2 separate regions of the Homo sapiens genome follow, and region 1 is linked to region 2. Evidence: chromatin loops called from intact Hi-C (ENCODE). Cell type or tissue: heart left ventricle. All regions are shown on one strand.

Region 1 (2,500 bases), 85 kb after region 2:
GTAGAGACGGGGTTTCACCTGTGTTAGCCAGGATGGTCTCGATCTCCTGACCTCGTGATTCGCCCGCCTCGGCCTCCCAAAGTGCTGGGATTACAGGCGTGAGCCACCGTGCCCGGCCTGTCCTTTTATTATGAAGGTACCAAGAAAAAATAAGAAGCACTCTTTTTTTGGTCAATTTGGTGAACACACTTCATCTGGTATGCATAGGCACTCAATAATACCATCTGTCTATTCCTATGCTTATAGGCTTTTTTCTTTTCTTTTCTTTTCTTTTCTTTTTTTTTCTGAGACAGAGTCTCGCTCTGTCGCCCAGGCTGGAGTGCAGTGACATGATCTTGGCTCAGTGCAACCTCAGCCTCCCAGGTTCAAGCGACTCTTGTGCTTCAGCCCCCGAGTAGTTGGGATTACAGGTGTGCGCCTCCATGCCTGGCTAATTTTTGTATTTTTAGTAGAGACGGGGTTTCACCATGTTGGCCGGGCTGTTCTCCAACTCCTGGCCTCAAGTGATCTGCCCGCCTCTGCCTCCCAAAGTGCTGGGAGGCGTGAGCCACCACACCTGGCCAGGTCATACAAGCTTTTTACACCACAAACTGCAGTTCTCTTTTCTGAAGCTGGAGCCTCTGGAAGTACACAGCACACCCCTAGTTCGGCATGCCCTTCCCCCACCCCTCCTTCCGGTCCCCAGAAGCTTCAGGCTGTCAGGCCCTTGAGTAGTAACTGCTAGTGAGCCCACTTCGCTTCCTTGCGAGGGTACCTCGAGGATGAGAACAGTAATCGGTCGAATTCGCTAGTCGTGTCCAAACTGCGTTTAGACAGGGACAAGCAAGACAATGGAGCCGCTTTCCGGATAGGGGACGTGGATTCTACATCCTCCACCCCACGCCCCCAACCTTAAACATGCTTGCCAGCCTCAAACCTTCAAATTTTCTTTACCAAAACCCAGGCTCAGACCTCGAGACCAGGGTCCAGCCTGTTTAAGGAGCTCCCCAGACCCCGCACTTCTAGCTGCGTTCAACCAGGCTCAGGAGGTCCTTCAAGATCTTGGCTTCCTTTTCCTGACTCCGCGCCCGGCGCGGTTAATTATAGCCCCACCCCGCGACTACCTGCTTCGCTCCCACCCGCGCGCCCAGGACCCTAGCTGCGGGACTCTAGCGGGGAAGGCACCCCCAATTCTGGGCCCTGGCGACCTTGGGTCAGGGCCAGGAAAGGCACTTCCAGCCAAGCGCTGGCGCCGGGTGCGCCTCGCTTTACGGAAAGAACGCCCCGCGAATAAATCCGGAGCGGATTTGCATCACAGCAGCCGCGAGAAGGCTAGCTGCTGCCAAAGCTCCGAAGCTCTGGATGTCCCCATCCCTTCCTGGTCCAGAGACGAGGGTGTGGGGGGATGGGAAATGGGGCAGTGGGGAGGAAGCTACTGCAAGGAGGGGGTGTGCACCCTGGCCTTGAAACCTGGGTGGAGGCGCAGCTAGCTAGGTGAGGAGCAGCCTCCTCCTCTAGGCCAGATCTCGAGGTGGGCCTGGGTTCTCGTGGAGGGAGATAAGGGTAAAGGCTTTGTGTGTATGTGTGTCTTGGATTAAAGGAAACTGCCAGCCTGGAGGTGGTGAGTATAACAGCCCCCACCTCTACTGTTAAGAATCTCCCAGCTGTAGTCTCACCAGGTTCCCCCTACCTGCTCCTTCTGGGGTCCTCATATCCCTGAGGCCTGCACCTTGGTGACTACTGTGTGCTCACAGAGCACAGGCATCCTGACCTCAAGTCCTGGCCCTGGCTATACTGCTGCCCTTCAGTCATCTCACACGGCCAATCAGTGCCCGCTCTGGGCTTCCACTCACGCTGTTTCTCAATCAAGAAAGTTCTTTCCCCTTTGCATTAGCTAAAATTTTGCCCATTCTTTAAGCCCAATTTAAAAACTACCTGTGGCCGGGTGCAGTGACTCATGCCTGTAATCCCAGCACTTTGGGAGGCTGAGGACAGCAGATCACTTGAAATCAGGAGTTTGAGACCAGCCTGGCCAACATGGTGAAACCCTGTCTCTACTAAAAATACCAAAATTAGCTGTGTGTGGTGGCGCATGCTTGTAACCTCAGCTACTTGGGAGGCTGACGCATGCACTTGAATCTGGGAGGCGGAAGTTGCAGTGAGCCTAGATCACACCACTGCACTCCAACCAGGGCGACAGAGCGAGACTCCATCTCAAAAAAATAAATTAATTAAATTAAATTAAATTTAAAAAAAAATACCTATGCTATCTTCTGTGGAGCCTCTAGGAGGTCTGTGTCCCTACTTCTCTAAGCTCTTAGTATACTAAGTCCAAGCCTCTCTTTTAGCCCTGACATTTTTCTTGGTGTGTCTGCTAGTCTGTTTTCTCCATTAGGGTGCAAGCTCTCAAGAACAAGGACCACGACTGATTCAGTTCTGTGTCCTTGGTGCCAAGGGGAGTGTTGGGGACAGCAGTGGTTCTGTGTGACCCTTGGAAGGGCCTGTTCCCTCTCTGGACCTC
Region 2 (2,500 bases):
ATAGTTAATAACATTGTATTATATACTGGTAATCTGCCAAGTGAGTAAATTTTAGGTATTCTTACTACCAAAAAAAAGGGTAACTATGAAATGATGGTTATGTTATTAATAATTTGCTCAACTGTAATAGAATGAACCCCCTTGTCTTGGACTAGAATTAGAGCTACAGATATCAACTCATGAATTTCAATGTATATAAACATAAATATGTAAATGTCTATACACAGAATACATATATTCCCTAGCTCTGTCCCGAGACAGAGATTCCCTAACCCCCGGGCTGCGGACTGGCACTGGTCCACGGCCTGTTAGGAAAAGCGCCACACAGCAGGAAGTGAGCAGTGGGCAAGTGAACATTACTGCCTGAGCTTCGGCATTAGATTCTCATAGAAGCACAAACCCTACTGTGAACTGCACATGTGAGGGATCGAGGTTGTGTGATCCTTATGAAAATCTAACTAATGCCTGATGATCTGAGGTGGTATAGTTTCATCCTGAAACCAATACCCCCAGCCTAACCCCACCCCAGCAATGAAACTGGTCCCTGGTGCCAGAAAGGTTGGGGACTGCTGCCCTGAGAGGTCCTGGGGGCAACAACACCCCAATATGTACACTGAGCACCTAGACCTTGCTTTCTAATACCATTCTCTACTAAAAGGAACCAGGGCTCTTTGAAGAAATTGCTGATTCCAGGGACAGAATAGAGCAAGTACCAAATGAGCCTGAACATCATCATGTGCCAAAAAGGAAGGAAGTGCTCAAAGAATGGGAGAGGCTATGTTAAAAGAACAAAACAGCGAACTGGAAGGGGCTCTCACTGACCAAATCTGGAACAGCTGGCATATCAATACAAATAATAATAGTAAAGAAATATAACTCATTAAACAAAATAGGAATATATGTGTTCATGCAGATATAAATAAATAAATAAATAAATAAAAGAAACAAAGATCGATGAGGACCAAGATTACTGTTATCTCAATATACTGTCCCACAAAATCCTAACTGCAAAAGGAAAAACAATAATAGTGAAAAAGCCTGGCAAATACCACCTTAATCAAGAATCAAGGTTAATATTAGAAATAATGGCAAAACTGTGGGCCCCAATACAATACACTAAAAAGGATGTAACATCACTTCTGTGACATTCCTGCCAAATATGTATAAACTGAATCTAATCATAAAGAAACATCAGACAAACCATGATTGAGGGGTATTCTACAAAATAACTTACCTGTAATCTTCAACAATGTACAGGTCATGAGGGTCAAGGAAAGACTGAGGAAATGTTTCAGATTGAAGAAGACTAAAGAATCCTGACAATTAAATGCAATGTGTAATTCTGGACTGGATATTTTTTGCTATTAAGGACAACACTGCGACAATGGGCAAAACTTGAATGGGATCTGAGTATGACATAGTAGTAGTACAGCAGTGTTAGTTTTCTGATTTTGATGGTTATATTGTGCTTCTGTAGGAAAATGTTCTTGTTTGTGGGAAATACACACAACATGGTCATCATATGGCATCACGTTGACAATCTACTTTCAAATGATTCAAAAAAATTATGTTCTTTGAACTGTACTTGTAACTTTTTTGAGATTGTTTCTTTTTTCTTAATTTAACCAAAAAATTGTAAGCAATCTTGGGGGGAAGGAGAACAATGTGAATATTTCCCCCCAAAGAGAAGTCCCTTAGTTGGCCGGGTACGGTGGCTCACACCTGTAATCCCAGCACTTTGAGAGGTGGAGGCGGACAGATCAGCTGAGGTCAGGAGTTCGAGGTCAGGAGTTTGAGACCAGCCTGGCCAACATGATTAAACCCCATCTCTACTAAAAATACAAATATTAGCTGGGCGTGGTGGTGCACACCTGTAATCCCAGCTACTCGGGAGGCTGAAGCAGGAGAATTGCTAGAACCCGGGAGGCAGAGGTTGCAGTGAGCCGAGATTGCACCACTGCACTCCAGCCTGGAGACAGAGTGAGATTTTGTCTCAAAAATAAACAAATAAAGAAATAAAGTCCCTTAGTCAACTGATTTTCAACATGGATGTCAAAATAATTCAATGAGGGAAAGAATATTCTTTTTAACAAATTGTTCTGGAACAAGCAGATATCCACATGCAAAAAGAATGAAGTTGGATCCCTGCCTCACACCAAAATTAACTAAAAATTGATCAAAGACCTAAATATCAAGACCTAAAACTATAAAATTCTTACAAGAAAAAATAGGCTTAAATCTTTGTGACTTTAGATTAGGTAATGGTTTCTTAAATATGACACTGAAAATAACAAACAAGAAAAAAATAGATTAACTGCATCAAAATTAAAAACTTCTGTACTTCAAAGGACATCACCAAGAAAGTGAAGAGACAACCTATAGCATGGGAGAACGTTTTTGTAAGTAGAAATGATAAAATATATTTTTGTAAATATTTGTAAATGTATCTATAAATATATTTTTGTACTTGTATCTAAATACATAAAAGAATCCTTTCAAT

The links. Peaks named below come from ENCODE experiments on the same cell type or tissue, not always from the same donor. Only the 100,000 strongest peaks of a DNase experiment are listed, where the experiment ranks them.
Region 1: it touches region 2 in a loop (2.5-fold over the local background); 3 of 110 quality-filtered maps call a loop at or near these places.

The regions. Positions count from the first base shown.
Region 1 is chr1:46,165,956-46,168,455 of GRCh38, forward strand. All of the region lies in intron 1 of P3R3URF-PIK3R3 (P3R3URF-PIK3R3 readthrough), which reads right to left. It also overlaps a transcript of PIK3R3 not described here. Among named protein-coding and RNA genes, the nearest start is that of TSPAN1, 7.9 kb to the right of the region's middle. RefSeq lists an enhancer at 1,058-1,127. In heart left ventricle, no CTCF peak of the experiment used is centred here; DNase peaks (open chromatin) are centred at 675 and 1,206; H3K4me3 peaks cover 1,241 bases; H3K27ac peaks cover 2,486 bases.
Region 2 is chr1:46,081,083-46,083,582 of GRCh38, forward strand. All of the region lies in intron 1 of P3R3URF-PIK3R3 (P3R3URF-PIK3R3 readthrough), which reads right to left. All of the region lies in intron 1 of PIK3R3 (phosphoinositide-3-kinase regulatory subunit 3), which reads right to left. Among named protein-coding and RNA genes, the nearest start is that of PIK3R3, 50 kb to the right of the region's middle. In heart left ventricle, no CTCF peak of the experiment used is centred here; no DNase peak of the experiment used is centred here; H3K27ac peaks cover 344 bases.